Regions from separate parts of the Mus musculus genome. Here region 1 is linked to region 2. The links are chromatin loops, found by intact Hi-C in ENCODE. Cell type or tissue: left cerebral cortex. All regions are shown on one strand.

The links. Hi-C counts contacts between places; a loop is a spot of excess contacts. Peaks named below come from ENCODE experiments on the same cell type or tissue, not always from the same donor. Only the 100,000 strongest peaks of a DNase experiment are listed, where the experiment ranks them.
Region 1: a loop joins it to region 2, with 2.2 times the contacts of the local background. A loop is called at or near these places in 4 of 42 quality-filtered maps.

Annotation. Positions count from the first base shown.
Region 1 is chr7:101,499,673-101,507,672 of GRCm38, forward strand. Pde2a (phosphodiesterase 2A, cGMP-stimulated) reads left to right here. Exons shown (of 30, transcript NM_001143849.2): 6 at 716-775; 7 at 1,305-1,446; 8 at 1,938-1,990; 9 at 2,182-2,256; 10 at 2,342-2,383; 11 at 2,862-2,930; 12 at 3,140-3,270; 13 at 3,627-3,738; 14 at 4,152-4,191; 15 at 4,300-4,363; 16 at 4,706-4,778; 17 at 4,899-5,076; 18 at 5,285-5,397; 19 at 6,247-6,324; 1 more. Among named protein-coding and RNA genes, the nearest start is that of Mir139, 28 kb to the left of the region's middle. In left cerebral cortex, CTCF peaks have their summits at 2,231 (motif pointing left) and 3,943 (motif pointing left); DNase peaks (open chromatin) are centred at 2,211, 3,956 and 4,227; H3K27ac peaks cover 2,315 bases.
Region 2 is chr7:101,423,009-101,431,008 of GRCm38, forward strand. It overlaps a transcript of Pde2a not described here. Among named protein-coding and RNA genes, the nearest start is that of Pde2a, 24 kb to the right of the region's middle. In left cerebral cortex, a CTCF peak has its summit at 4,913 (motif pointing right); DNase peaks (open chromatin) are centred at 425, 1,143, 2,718, 3,054 and 4 more places; H3K4me3 peaks cover 3,658 bases; H3K27ac peaks cover 2,719 bases.

The sequences.
Region 1 (8,000 bases), 77 kb after region 2:
CTAACTAGCACAGGGACACAGGACAGGGGAGGATAACCGCGTGGTAAGAATGAATCTAGAGAGTCAACATGGAAGCGGGAAGGGGAGGGGTGGATAGAGATGTCCTAACGCTGCTACTTTCTGCTTGATGATTTTCGGAAGGTCCCCCACCTCTGGCCTCCCTGGCTCATCTGTAAGGGGAAGATTGCATCTCCCCATGGTGAGAACCATGTGTAAGGCAAAAAGCACTCCCTCCCTCAGCCCATTCATCTGTGCACAGCTTCCTGGCAGGTGTCAGTCATGCCTGGGCTCCCTTCTTTAACCCCAGATGTAAGGGCAACTCAAACCCCACTCAGAACGGATGGAGCTGGAGGCTAAAGCCAATTCCACAAATCCTCTAATCAGGGCCTGAAGCGCTCCGTGTGTGGACGATGGAGAAGGGTCTGAGGTCCGCCTTCCTGACTCTGTATACCTGGACTGGGCTGTCTGTGGCACAGTTTGCTCCAGGAACGGAACAGTAAGCGTGGAAAGTGATGGGACAGACAGGAAAGTTCCACTCTTATCACCTGCCCTGGACGTCTTCCTTGGGAAAGTCACCTTCAGAGCTAGCTGCCTGGCTTACATGGAGGTCATAGACTGTATTGGTGGCAACTGGTGTTGAGCTGGCCACGGGAGGACATGCAAGTGAAGACAGACTGGGGAAGGTCACATCTGGTCGCTTCTCCCTTCTCTCCAGGTGCACTGTGGCCAGCTGAGTGACAGTGAGGAACAGAGCTTGCAGGTGGTAGAGAAGCACGTGAGTCGGGTAGGATCGTGGTAACACAGGGGCTGCTGAGGATCCTTACCAGAGCTTGTAGGAAAGACGATCTGGCCAGAGAGCTGGACAGGCCTGGCTTCTGGTTCCAGCGTGACCACCTTGAGCAAGCAGTTTCACAACTGAAGATGGGGTAACATAGCGCTAACTTAGCTGGGTTAGTGATGAGTCAAAGACCCTGTGTATAACTGAGGCTCTTTTCTGCCTAATGTTTCAGGAGTCTGTGATCTTAATCAGGGTGGTGTTAGACAGGAAATCTGATCCTCTTTTGAAGAGTCTGCGAGCGGGGGTCCGGGGGCAGCTATACTTAGCCGTGGAAGAAGCGAGGCTCTAAGGACAGTGGGAGCTCCTAGGAAGTGGAGGGACCAGCGGGTTGAATTGTTTGGAACCAGAACAGGGATAGGCAATGAACATTATGGGGGACCCAAGAGGGATTTGTTTGAGCTAAGGAGGGGAGTCAGGTAGTGACACTGAACGGCAAGGTCATGCTGACCACTCGGCCGTCCCCTAGGCTCTGGTAGCCCTGCGGAGGGTGCAGGCCCTGCAGCAGCGCAGGCCTGAAGCTGTTCAGAACACGTCAGTGGATGCCTCTGAAGATCAAAAGGATGAGAAGGGGTACACCGACCATGACCGAAAGATCCTGCAACTGTGTGGTGAGGGCCAAACTCGGGCAGGTCTATAGGATAGGGTCGATCCTGGAGGGGCAGGGCCAGGTCTCTGGAGTGGGCGGGACCTGAGAGGTGAGTTATAACACAAGGCAGAACCCAGATAACACTTGGAAAGCATGTGGGTGTTCTGGGTGGTCTTGTGGAGCCTGAGGCGAGGTAGGGGCGGAGCCTGAGAGTCAGGGGTGGAGCCTTAAGCAAGGCAGGGGTGGAGCCTGAGGAGAAGCAGGGGTGGAGCCTGAGGAGAGGCAGGGGTGGAGCCTGAGGAGAGATGGGGCGGAGCCTGAGGAGAGACAGGGGCGGAGCCTGAGGAGAGACAGGGGCGGTGCCTGAGGAGAGGCAGGGGTGGAGCCTGAGGAGAGACAGGGGTGGAGCCTGAGGAGAGACAGGGGCGGAGCCTGAGGAGAGGCAGGGGTGGAGCCTGGAAGCAGCCCCCAGGCAAGGCAGAGCCCTCTCTGATTTCAGCCTTGTTCTTGCAGGGGAACTCTTTGACTTGGATGCTACTTCTCTGCAGCTCAAAGTCCTTCAATATGTGAGTCCCTGAGCATCTATCTCCTCTTCCACCCTCTCTCTCTCCAAAGACCAACAGACCCTTGACCCCATCACCTCTGTTCAGATTGGGACACCCCACCCTCTCTTCTCTTCTACAATCCTGAAAAACCCAGAGAGGCTAGCGGGTGTTCCAGCCCCGCCCTCAGCCTGGCTCTGTCTGTCCCCCTGCAGCTGCAGCAGGAGACACAGGCCACTCACTGCTGCCTCCTGCTGGTGTCGGAGGACAATCTACAGCTTTCCTGCAAGGTGAGGGTTCAAGTCCACGGTGAGGCGGGGCAACCCGTGTCTGCCTTTCCTCCCATAAACCTGTCTCCATTCCTGGGTCCCACAGGTCATTGGAGACAAAGTGCTGGGAGAAGAGGTCAGCTTTCCAGTGAGTTCCATCTCCATCCTCAGCATTGGAGCCTGCAGGGACCAGGAAGGCCTAGCAACTGGGGCCACCTAGATGTCTTGGTGGGAGCAGTCCAGGTCGTGAGAGCTACTTAGAAGAATTACGAAGGAGCCCTGTCTCTCATGATCAGACTCTAGTAGAAGCAAGCTCGTAGAGGAAGCCTTAGATGAGACAGGCTTGAGTGTTTCTAGACACGAACCTGTTAGAATCTCTTGAGATCAGTGAGACTCTTTGGGGTCTGCTTATCACTCTCTAGTTAGGGAAAACCCTCAAGTTCACTATTGATTACCAAGTCGTCCCTCTCCAACCCCCCCCCCCCACTTCTCTCCTCTGCTTCTCAGCATCAGCTCCATCCATTCCTGAACTGTTCAAAGGGTTTGTTGAAACTTCCAGACTTGGAAGGCAAGGATGGGTTGACCCAGGGAGAGCTGGGCCAACGGGGTCTCTCTTCACTTTCCAGTTGACCATGGGACGTCTGGGGCAGGTGGTGGAAGACAAGCAGTGTATCCAGTTGAAGGACCTAACCTCTGTAAGCCATGGCCATGCTGAGCCAAGGGAGAGGGAGGGGGAAACCCTTTGCTCAAGCCCCAGTGTCTTTGGAATGGGGTAGCCTAGAGATGGGGAGACAAGACCCAGACTTGGTGACACCCTGTCCTCGTGCCATAACGGGCTTCGGAGTGTGGTGAGAGCTAGGGAAGAGGCACACTGCCCCTCCTCACTGTTCCTTCATCTCTGCAGGACGATGTGCAACAGCTGCAAAACATGTTGGGTTGTGAGCTGCAGGCTATGCTGTGTGTCCCTGTCATCAGCCGAGCCACTGACCAGGTGGTGGCCCTGGCTTGCGCCTTCAACAAGCTTGGAGGAGATTTGTGAGTTTGAGAGTGGGGGTGTCATGGCACTATGGCAATAGCCCCAGGTTCTAGGGGGTCTGAAGTGGGAGGATCACGGGAGCCTAGAAGTTCCAGGCCAGCCTGAGCAACATGTACATAAGCCTGCCTCAAATAAACAGTGGCCTGAGGAGGAACCCACATTTTGGTCTGAGGGCAGTCAGAGCTTTCCCTAGAGCTCTGTGCCTGAAGGGGGAGAAGGCATGGTGTGTAGTCCCAGTGTGAAGAGTTTCATTAGCTGGCAGATAGGAGCTTCCTGGTAGCATGCAGGAAAGGAGAAAGGGGCCGAGAAGGCCATCTTCCCTGTCCTCTCTGCTGACCCCCAGCCCGACTTCCAGCTTCACAGATGAGGATGAACACGTGATCCAACACTGCTTCCACTACACAGGCACGGTGCTCACCAGCACCTTGGCCTTCCAGAAGGAGCAGAAGCTCAAGTGTGAGTGCCAGGTGAGTGCCTGCCTTGAGCTTTTCCCAAGAACCTGCGCGCGCCAGCCCCAGAAGGCTATCCACGAGGGTGATGCTGCCTGGGTTATCTAGGCCAGTGGCAGCACTGTGGCTGGGTAACCTAGTGACCTGGAAGTCCCTTAAAGAGAGAGAGGTCAGTATTTCCCTGGGCTCTAGGCATTGTCTGTGATTGCCCTCTAGTGTCTAACACGGGCACTACCACAACATCTGGGCAGCCAGAGGCAAAGGTGGCAGCCGTTTGAGACCCAAGAACTTCACTATTCTTCCCCAGCTCCTTCACTTAGTACCCAAAGGGTTTCATTAGGCACGTCAGTTGCCAGCCTGCTCTAGGAGCACTTGGGAAGGGATGAGAACATCCCGGGCCATCTTTACGATCTTCACTTCCTCCTTCCCAGGCTCTTCTCCAAGTGGCAAAGAACCTCTTCACCCACCTGGGTGAGTGATGTGTCTCCCACACAAGGCGTTTGGGGAGGAGGAGATGTGGAAGAGATGCTTGCCTGGCATTCCTCAGGTCTCACGTGCTTCTCCTTCCCCCTCCTCCAGATGATGTCTCTGTCCTGCTACAGGAGATCATCACGGAAGCCAGAAACCTCAGCAACGCAGAGATGTGAGCAGAAGTGGGGTGGTGCGGGAGGGGAAGTCTCAGCCCTCACCGCCTCTGCCCCCTCCCTACCTTCTTATCTGACATTTCCTTCTGCCTGGGCCCTTGTTTCAGCCAGGACAGCGCTAACTTTGCTTGCCATGGGTTTCTATGAAACCTAGTAGGAATTTAAAACAATACAATACAAAACAAATAAAAGGCAGATGGAGAGATGTTTGGAATTGTCCAGCTCCGAGGAGAGTGTCTCACTTTAGGACACTTTCCAGGGTCTCAGTAATCGCTACACTAGCCATATGTGGTGGTTCGAGAGGCGTCAGAACCCCACGAACCAACCTCTTCTCTCCACAGCTGCTCGGTGTTCCTGCTGGATCAGAACGAGCTGGTGGCCAAGGTGTTCGATGGTGGCGTTGTGGACGATGAGGTGAGGGAGTATGGAGGGTGTCCGGGAGTAAGCAAGAGGACCTGGGGGAAAAGCCACATTTGAAAAGTGTCTATACGGCAGGCTAACTTCTTGCTTTCTATTCCATCCCTGTTTGGGCAGAGTTATGAGATCCGCATCCCGGCGGACCAAGGCATCGCGGGCCACGTGGCGACTACGGGCCAGATCCTGAACATCCCAGATGCATATGCCCATCCGCTTTTCTATCGCGGCGTAGATGACAGCACTGGCTTCCGCACGCGCAACATTCTCTGCTTCCCTATCAAGAACGAGAACCAGGGTGCCGACTCGTGGTGGCCAGGGGCGGGGCCTGAAGGGGCTGTACGGGGGTGGAGCCGGGGCGGGGACTAGGGGAAAGTGGTTCTAGGGTCGGAACCTAAAGAGCCAGGGATTGTCTAGTCTTGAGCCATTTCTTCCAGAGGAGTTAGGAGAAGGCAGGTCTCACTGGACCCCTTCACCAGCGATTCCCATTTTCTCTCTCTTCCCAGAGGTCATTGGTGTGGCTGAGCTAGTGAACAAGATCAATGGGCCATGGTTCAGCAAGTTTGATGAGGACCTGGCCACAGCCTTCTCCATCTACTGTGGCATCAGCATCGCCCACGTGAGGGAGCGCTACTGGGGCGGGGAGGGTGTCCTTCTTCTATCCCCCACATCTGCTTTCTTCGCTCTGGCCTGTCTATGCTCAGGGCTCCGATCCCAGCGAGCGGGATGCTATGCAGCCCGCCATACATGCTGGCTGCCTCTAGTCGTTCAGCATGCAAAGCTGGGGATACTATTTCTGGTCCTGTCCAACCAGCTTCTGAGGATCATGAAAGAGAAAGGAAAAGAAACAAAACAAATCAAAACCCCACCTAGTTCTGCTGGGCTAGATGGGTATATATATGGTAGTACGTGATAGTATGGGCCTATAACCTTAGGATTTGAGAGGGAGTAGCAGGAGGGTGGAGTTCAAAACCTTGGCTACCTAGCAAGTTGGAGGCCAGCCTGAGCTACATGAGAGACACTGTCTAAACAAACAAAAACCCTAACACACACATAGAAAACCCTCTTGGTAAGATTCCCTACCCACCCCAGCAACTCCAATCTACTAGTCCGTATCTTTGTAGCAAACGTTGGATCTTTCTCTCCATACTTTTGGCATCTCTAGCCTGAAAATCCAACCTAAGTACCCGAGTTAATCCCTGCTTTCTGATCTTCTCCTCCAAGGGCTACCAAGTTCAGGGGACAAAGTGCCTCAGGTGTTAAGAAACTGGGGAAGGCCAGTAAGAGAGCTGGGATTAGCATCGGGGTGGGGCCTGAACACTGGGCTATTGCTAATGGCTTATACTGGGCCCCCAACGGGAGAGGAAGGAGAACTTCTGCAGCCTGACCCGTTTGTACCAGTTCCAGGCATTCTGAGGATGTCACAGCCTTCAGCTCCAGCCCCATCTTTTCCATTTTCTCTCCTCAGTCTCTCCTATACAAAAAGGTGAATGAAGCCCAATACCGCAGCCACCTGGCCAATGAGATGATGATGTATCATATGAAGGTGAGGCTTGCTTGGAGCTTCTGTACATCTTAGGGTCTGGGAGCACCTGCTCCACATGTCTTCTCTGACTCCCAGAATCCTCTGCAACCCAGGTCCAGGCTAAGCTTGGCTATTGCTGGCTCTTGAGACTGGGAAAACAGACCCACACCAATACCTGGCCTCTGCTCTACCTAGAGGGCTTCCCCAACTTACCCATAATCCTCTCTCAAGCTTTTTTCTTAGCCTGATGTGAAGGCAGCCAACAGGCTTTCACTCAGGAGAAAATTTGGTTCGGACAGCTACCCCCACCCCACATCCAGAGAGTATGCCCGACTTGGGTAATCCCTGAAAGCTGAAAACCTTGCTCAGGGCTTTCCCCTGCCACTGTCTGGATGCAGTGGCCGTGCACCCCTGCATGATCTTAATTACTGGTACCCCAGTCCCATTACCAGGCCTGGATCAGAAGAGCTACCTCAAGTCTTAGCTTAGAGCATATGACAATCACTGTTTACTGGGTCATCTCCTCTCATCTGTGTCCCAAACTTTGGGAACAGGCACAAAGCAGTGGTATGTGGGATTGCGATTAGATACTAGAAGGCTCTCCCCGAGAGACAAACTGATAGACTTGGTGTCTGTGAAAGGCTAGCTACCAGGCATTGGAGTATCACAAACAGGCATTCTTTTTTTTTTTAAAAAAGAAAGATTTTATTTATTTATCATATGTAACTGCACTGTAGCTATCTTCAGACACTCCAGAAGAGAGCATCAAATCTCATTAAAGATGATTGTGAGCCACCATGTGGTTGCTGGGATTTGAACTCAGGACCACTGGAAGAGCAGTCAATGCTCTTAACCTCTGAGCCATCTCTCCAGCCCACACACCAGCATTCTTTATCTTTGCCTAGAATTGTCAGACATGGATGTGGTCATCCGGGCATAGGCAGGGGGCACAGGCATGTGGGCTGCAGTGCTGTGGTGATCTTTCCAGTGGCATATATAGAGAGTTAGTATCCAGCTTGGTGTATGCTGGACAAGGGATACCGCATCTGCATGGAAATTTGATGGGAGAGCACCAGAGAGGGAGGAGGCCATCTTCTCATGCCTGGCTTGCCTGCTCTAGGTCTCTGATGATGAATACACCAAGCTTCTCCACGATGGCATCCAACCTGTGGCCGCCATTGACTCCAACTTTGCCAACTTTACCTACACGCCTCGGTCTCTGCCTGAGGACGACACTTCTATGGTAAGCTGGCCCTTCCCAGTCTAGCTGGGTCATGGGGGTGGAGGGTGGGAAGTATAGATATCAGTTAGATGTGCATAAGAACTCTCGGGTGAGGCAGGAACTCCAAGGATGGTTATGGAGTCTCCTTCAGAGTTAGGCCAGGTATGCCTTTCACCATTATGGGGTCACAGGGTAGCCTAGGGGACAGCAGTGGGCTGGATGGTGCCCCAAAGCTGCCCGTTCCTCTAAGATCATATGTGGGCTTGCTTCCAAGAAGTCTTAGCTTTTGGGCCCCTTAAACTTTGGGTAGTTCACAGTTTGCCGCATGCCCGTTCACCTATTTAATTGTCCTTTAGTTTAGGTTTAGAATTCTAAGACTCTAAATTTTGGGGTATGAGGCATCAAGAGAGGTGGAGATAGATAGGTCCCACATCTTGATAGTGACAGTCTCTCTGACTTTCTCTCTCTCTGCTTT
Region 2 (8,000 bases):
GGTGGATCTGTGTGTTCACCTAAAGTGTTCTGGTGTGGGTGTGTGATCACGGGGCTGGTGTGAGAATATGTGTACATCTTGGTCTTTGTGTAATTGGTGTGCATGTGTGTGCCTATTGGTGCCCACTTGTGTGTGGGTGTTTCTTTTCTTTCATGGTTGAATACACAGTTGGGACACTTTGGCCTGCCCAGGGAGGGAGGAGGTGGCTGAATGTGTGACCACCTCTGTGAGCCCAGGACAATTCATTCTATACCCTGTGGAGAGATGCAGAAAAGAAATTGGCAATAATGGCCCTGTCCTCTGGGGCCCCCTAAACTGCACAGACACAAAATAGCTTGAGAATAACGAAGCAATAAAGAGCAGCACAAGCTAACAGGTGGTGCATCCTGGGAATGGTTTAAGCCAAAGCCGAGAGGTGGGATTGGGCAGAAGAACAGGGAGGAAGCTGTGGAGACATGCTGTGGAGAAGTAAGTAGCTGCAGCCTGGGCAGGAGCCACAGCTTGCAGAACTTCCAACTCCAGATCCCCTGGGCTTTGTACAGAGGTCCCAAGGGAACCTTGAAGAGTTTTCTTCAAGGGAGGGATATGAATATTTGGGCAGAGGAAGGATGGGACTATGTTTGTGTTAGAGACCTGCTTCAGTGACACTCGCTAGGTTGTTCAGGGAACTGGGCCCAGAAAAGGAGAGCAGGGGCCAGGCCAGTTCAAGGAACAAGGAGGTCTGGGGCCAAACCAGACAAGTCAGCCAAGGGGGCAGATAGAATAGAACTTTCTGCAGTGTATCTTCAGGTGGGGGGGGGGTGGTGGGAGAGAGAGAGAGAGAGAGAGAGAGAGAGAGAGAGAGAGAGAGATCTCCTAGCTGAGGTGCACAGTGGCAGAATTACCTTTTGCTACCTCCCCTGACTGCCAGACTAACTAGAGCTGGGCCTTATCCTCAGCCTGGTCCTCAGCAGCCTGGTCATCTTCTCCTTTGGGCTCCTGGGCTGCTCTGGGTCCGGTCAGCTCACTGGACATTGATTGCCCATGTTCCCTGCGGCTCCAATCCCACCCACCACGCAGCTCCTGCCACTTTTCCTGCTTCCCACTCCAGCTCTTGTCCCCAGAGACTGCTGATGGCTTGTCTGGGATCTAGCCAAATGGTGATGGCGGGCGGGGGGAATGTACTCCCATCAGTACCCCTCCCCGTCTTAATGGACTGGAGTCTCACTCTCAGCTACACTGCTGCCAGCACTGCATTTTTCTGCCTTCTGCTGCCAGGGCCTTTAAAATATAACCCCTCTGCCTGGCTCCTTCACTTACTCATTCATTACTTCATTCATTTGTTCATCAACAGGGCCTCCCTAGAGCCTGCCTGGTACCCATGACATGGTCATTAGAGGCACTAACACAGTCTTCACACTCAAAGCATGCTCAGTATGAAAGAGACAGGGATGGAAACTGATACCATACAGTGTCACAGGGCTGTATGGAAAAGACTCTGAAGAAGGAATGTTTGGCTGGGCCCCAAAGATGCTCACAGGCAAGGAGCAGCAGAACAACATGTAAAGATAGGAAGATATGGACATTTCAGTGTAGCCAAGGCACAGAACGGACCCAGGCCAGGAGCCAGAAAGGGCATGGAAAGAGACAGAGGCAAAGGGCCCAGCATTTATAGGGTCCCCAATGTCACCCCCAGGAGTGTGGCCCTTTCTCAGGAAGTGGAGATGGGTAAAGATTTTTGGATAGATTGCCTCTGCTAGGAAGCCCTCGTAGACTGTCTCTTCTCTCTAACCTCATAACCCACCCTGCAGTTTTCGTCCCTCATCGGTCAGGGTTGATAAATGTAGCTCAAATGCATCCCTGTGACATCCCCTGTATTTACTCACACAGCCAAGGAGTCCCTCCATGGCTGCTTCATCTTCCCACCCTACTCTACAAGGTTTCTTCTCCAAATCTTGGATGTCAGAGCCATCCCGTGGCAGTTGCTCCTTTCCTCTATGGTGTGCTGGCTGCCCTGTCCAGCTCCTGACTTGCACACTACAAAGGCACTCACTCCTTTCTGCTTGGGTAGCTCGTTCTTTTAAAGCAACCCCAAGTAATTGGTTTGGCTTTATGTCCTTTCTCTATGCCAGGTCATTGTCCTTATCCTAAGCTGTTGCACTCAGGGGTATAAATGATCTAGGTGGGGCAGCATCTCAGGCAGGACAGCATCCCAGGCCGAGTGAGGGAAATGAACAGCTTTTAGTAAAGGTACATAGTGAGCTGAGTAGGGGCAAGACAGGGGGCTGACTCTTCTTTAGAAACCATGGTACAGAAGCAAGCATGGCCTGAAGGAGAAACGAGGATAGATTATAAGAAGAACTTTCCACCACCATAGAAGAGCTGTGGAATCTGCTGGCTGGGTGACTGGGCTGGTGGAGGAGAAAGTGTCTCAGGATGAGAAAGAGTTGGAGGCAAGTCTTTATTCATCCTTGATCCTCCTGCAGGTAACCCACAGCAGCCAGGAATAGGGAGACGGGATTCAGTGATGGAGGGTCATTCATTCATTCAGCAGCCTTTCCTGGTGCTGCTGCCCAGCTGAGTACTGCGTTCCTAAAAGGACATGGATGGAGCCAGTGACAGCGATGGAGGAAGGAACCACGTTCCTCTCTTGTGCCTGGGCCACTGGCGCAGCCTTCGAAGGAAGAGTCACTGCTAGCCAAATTGAGAGCACACAATGCGCAAAGGCCAGGCAGGGATAGCATAGCTTTGCTTATGCCAGGACTAGCAGAGCTCAGAGTGGCCTAGGTTTGAAGTGTGTGCTGGGAGGGAAGCACTGAAAAGGGAGCAAGGAATCAAGGTTAGACAACAGGTAGCACTTCCAGCCAAGAAGGTGTCTCTGATAGCTCGGAAATGTAAAGTCTTTTAAATGTGCAACAATTTTGGTTGCTTCTAGTGCCCCTACTCAGGGCCTGCCAAAGGACGAGAATGGCTCAGTGAAATAAGCAGAGACCCTGGAAATGAGGGCAAGGCAGTATTTGTAGAGTGGGAGCCCTTCCAGAAAGTATCATGCAAATGAATGCAAAACAATATTCAAATCAGCCCGTTGAGCTTGGCAGGTTAGGCGCTGAGACAAGATCTCCTGCTTCAGTGCTGGCCTCCCGCTCCCTCCGCCCCAGGCCCAGGCAGCCAAGATGGCCTCATCCATCTCCTGCTCAAGTGCCCTGGCTTGTCTGACCCGCAGACTATGGCTTCCAGGGTGGGGACCACCAGCTCCCTGTCAGTACCTCCATCCTCTTGGGATGTCGATATATTTAGTAACGGGGATCTTTTCACACGTTTATCTCTCATTGTTTAGCTGCCCGCTCCCTGGGAAAGGCCAGTTCCCTAGCGATGTGACCCACTTCTTGATGTCCCTGAAGTGATAGACTCACTGCCCTTTTTGAGGCAGCTGGAGCTTGGTACAACAGAAAGAGTAGGTGTCCGACATCTGGGAGGACTTCCCACTAGTGATGCTGAGGTGAATGAACCTTGGGATTTCTGGGGTGCTCTTCCTGGTTCAGAAGAAGCTTTGAAGACAAGGTGGTGGGGGTGGTGGGTGTGTGTGGGGTAAGGTGGCAAATAGACATGGGTTCTTCCCAGAGCCACGTGGTCCTGGAAAGTTGCTCCACTTCCCTCTGAACAAAAAGTGTGCAGTGGCAATAAGCCTTCTGTCCTCACAGGATAGTTGTGAAGAATCTGGAAGCACAGATCGTAGCGCTAGGAATTCGGTGAGTGCTCATATAGAGGCTAGCTGCTGTCACTGTAGAACACCCACACTCACCTACACTTTTAGACCACGGCTAGGAGCCCAGAGAGCGTCAGTGTGTGGGAAAGACAGGAGGCGGTGGGTGTGGTGAGAGGCACAGATGCTCTGTGGGCAGAAGGAGGTGTCTGATGGACATAAGACCACCTTTCTAGGCTGCACCTGCCTGGTCTGAGGCCAACCCCCAGAAGGTACATTGGAAGAAAGAGCTCACCGAGGAAGGGGTTAAACTCGTGGCCACACCCACAGCAGCTTGAGTCATTCTGGGAATTGTAGTTTGGTGTGAGTTTGCACTAAGTACACTTGGTCTAACCTCTTTCCAGCCAAATCTACACCCTGCCGCTGAGGCTGGTAGTTGGCAGGCCCTAGTAGGGTAGGGGTTGGGATCTGGGGAGCTCATAGATGAAGCAGCCTTGACCCTTTCTCTGCTCCCTGTCTGCTTGCTGTGTGCTTCAGTGTGGCGTTAGGAGCAGGGATCAAAGGATTAAGTCATAATGAGAACTCTTGCACACGCACAGGGAAGTTTACAGCTGCCTGAGCCCGATTTCCACAGCTATGATCTTCTTTAATCCCCTCCACAAACCCAAGAGGCTGCTGTTTTCTGGATGAAGGAGCAGAGGATTCAAGAAGGGACTGACTTGCCCACTGGGATGAGTGGGGGCGGGGCAGGCTTGGAGCACAGGGCCCTCAGGCACCCAAAGCTCCTGATATTCTCATGAATTATTGGTCCAGATGGTGAAGCACTAGCCTTGAAAAACAGGAAAGATATAGACGGTTCAAGTTGGGGATGAGGCTTCTCAGTTGAGGAACAAGGGCTGCCTGGGACGATGAAAGCAAGAGCTGCATTCTGTGGGATGTAAGGCCGAGAGGAGTGGGGAGCTAGGCCTAAAGACCCGATGTCAACCTGAGAGTTTGGATGTGCGGCTGTGATCTGCCAGAACTCCCATCCCGAGGGCTTGAAGTGATGTCACCATGGGGTTATGGCATTGAAGCCTCGGGAGCACTGATTGACATGGACAGACCAAAGGCTGTCTAAAGCTCAACTCCATTCTTGGAGCACCCAACACTTGGGTTCTCTTCCTCTTCTTCCCTTTTGCTGCCCAGGCTTGGAATTGCTACTATACAACAGAGCTGTGCTGTAATGTCACATAAGCCCAGCAGGGGTCGCTACACACTCCATTCCAGCCCCAATCTTGGATGTTAGGTGGACCAGGAGGGAAGAGTGAGCAAGGAGCTTAGATGGGGGAGAGAGGGTAACACATTGCTCCCCACCTCCTTTGAGCTCCATTGCAAAGGCACACATAGTGGGGAGTGAGGACAGAGAACACTTGGGACCTCAAAGCAGGGACAGACATGAGCTCATAGATAGGAGTTTCCCACCTCAGTTCAGGGGCTGACTAATTGGGAAATAGACTTAAGAACACCTTATGTTTAGTTTTTTTTTTTTTTTATTGTTTGAAATTTGTCTGATGCTGAAATGCAGAATAATATTAGTTGTTGTTGTTGTTGTTGTTGTTGTTGTTGGTGGTGGTGGTGGTGGTGGTGTGTGTGTTTGTACCTTAGTGTGATTTTCCAGTCTTAGGTATGTGTATACTGGTCAGAGAGGGGGAGAATGTGTAGACTTCTGTTTGTGGGAAGGCGTGTATATATTTGTATATGTGTGCTTGTGTGTTCATTCTGATATCTGAATCTTGGTAGACGGTTGCGTATGCAAGCATGGCTTGTATGCATGTGTGTGCACGTATACAGTGTTATGCACATGTGTTCTAATGACACTGTGGGTATCTGTTTGCAAGTGCATGTGTGTGAAGGGCTTCAGGCCTGTACTGCTGACGCAGTAAGGCCTCACTGAGGTCTGGCCCCTCATCATCGTCCCTCTTGAGTCCTGCCTGCGTGAGGGTAGAGAGAGCTACAAGAGGTCAAGCTTCCGCAGTGGACATGCTGCTCAAGCACACGAACTCTGAGGGCCCTCAGGGGACTCTGGAATCCTCTGCAGGCCATGAAGACCTTAAGGAAGGGTCTTATTGCCTTCATGTTCAGGTTGGGTGGCTGGAATCTTTGGCCATTGATTGAGAGGCTAGATGTGGCTGGAGAGGAGAGATTGCATTCCTTCCAGGAGGACAATACCTTCATGGCGCCCAGAGAGCTTTAAGGCTCCCAGCCCAGTCCCCTTATACAGAAGCAACTATCAAAGCGCAGAGAAGAACAGTGAAGTCACCCAGTGAGATCAGAGAGAGAGGGAGAGGGAGAGAGAGAGGGCTTAGAGTGGCAAGAAGGGTGTGTGCCTGGTCTGGAAGGCCTCTCCCTCAGCCCCTTAGGCAGTTGGGGCACCCTGAGGAGATCCAAGTCTGTGCTTGTGCCTCCTTCCACCTGGGTGTCTCCACTCCTCTTGGCCTTTGCCTTTGAAGTTTCAACCAGCGCTTCTGCAGGCCGCAAGAGGCCTTCCGGGGGCTTGTGAAGTCTGTCATTCCACAGAACCCAGGGACTCCTTGAGAGGAGTTTAGTGATAGGGGTGTGTGTGTGTGTGTGTGTGTGTGTGTGGTGTTCCTTTTAGAGCCTCAACTGTGTCATTTTGAGCAGAGCCTTTATTTTAGGCTTCTCCCGTTCTGACATTGAAGGGTTCCCTATGGTCTCTCCATGAGCTCTGGGGGCTGAGACAATGCTGGGTTATGGATGGGGAGGCCCAGAAAGCCAGCTCCACCCAGAGCAGGATGCAGGACAGCGTCGGGGCTTCTTTAGGAAGAAGGCTCAGCTCCCTGCCCCCTGGGATAGGCTGTGCTCCACTCATGCGTCAGGAGGCTACACGTGGGTTCCACCTGCCAAGAATTTTGTTGCAAACTAAAGTTAACATCAAGCCTTAGCTGCATGGAGGGGCCACAGGAAGCTGTGTGGGGAAGCTGGGCTCTGCTGGGCTCCTTAGCAGCTGTGCTAGTTAGCACAAGGATGGGAAGACATGGCCTGACTGAAGGCTGAGAAGGAGAAAGCCTTCCCTGGCACGAGAGAGAAATCTGCCCTCTTGAACTTTGGAATTCGAAGCCCCAGTGTCTTCCACCTGAGCTCATTTGACCCCCATCATCCAGGAAGAGTCTTGGAACAGACAGGGGCCAGTGTTGGGGGGTGCGACAGGTTCTGGCTGCACAGGACTGGGGTGGGAGAGGTGAGGAGCAGGCAGGAGGACCAATACCATGTCAGAAAATTCAGAATTGCTTTAAAGCTTTGAGTGGCAGCCCAAAGTGGAGAGAAGAAATGTTTTTGAAGTGTTTTTTCTTTAATTACTTTAAACATTTAGCTTATATGTGTTTTATTTTATTTTTGCCCCTTTGAGGCAAGGTCTCATTGTAGCTCAGCGTAGCCTGGAATTTACTATGTAGTCAGGATAGCCGTGGGCTCTTGGGCTCCTTGCCGATCCCCCTGGAGTGCTGGGATTTCCAGCATGCAACACCACAGCCTGGAGAGGGAAGGGATGTCTCCAGAGTGTCCTCTATAAAATCTTCGGCATTGCTTGTTTAATCACCTAACAAGTCTTCAAGGAGCCAGGACCGTGTGTAGAGAACAACCGAAATGCCTCTCGAGTTTCCCTGTAGGCTGTGCTGAGGCGGGCTTCCTGTTGAGGGTCTAGATTGGCAGTGAGAAGGCCTGGGGCAAGAGGAACACTGGACCCGAGAGCCAGAATTTAAACGTGGAGAAGGAACTGCCAGTGACAGTGACAGTGACAGTGTGGTCACTACTGCCTGACAATAGGAGTGGGGTGCTGAGGGGCAAACACCCGAGCTCTCTGCCTTTCCACTCTCTGCTTTCCTGCAGCAGTGCCCCACCTACATCAGCAGAATTCATCTGGAAGTATTTATGTGTGTGTGTGTGTGTGTGTGTGTGTGTGTGTGTAGTGGTGTGTGTGTGTATGTGTTTGTATGGTGTATATTTGTGTATGTGGTGTGATATGTGTGTGTGTCTGTGGTGCAGTAAGTGTGTGTCTGGTATGCATGTGTGTGTGGTATGTGTGTGTGTTGTATGGTATGTGTGCATGTGTGGTATGCATGTGTATGTGGTGTACATGTGGTGTGTGTGGCTTGGTGTGTGGTGTGTGGCTGTGGTGTATGTGTGATATATGTGGTATGTGTGGTAATGTGTGTGCCAGTGTTGTGTTGTGTGATGTGCATGTGTGTGTGTGTGGTGTGCATGTGGTATGTGTGGCATAGTGTATGGTGTGTGTGCGCTCCAGTACACGTGGGGAGAGGGT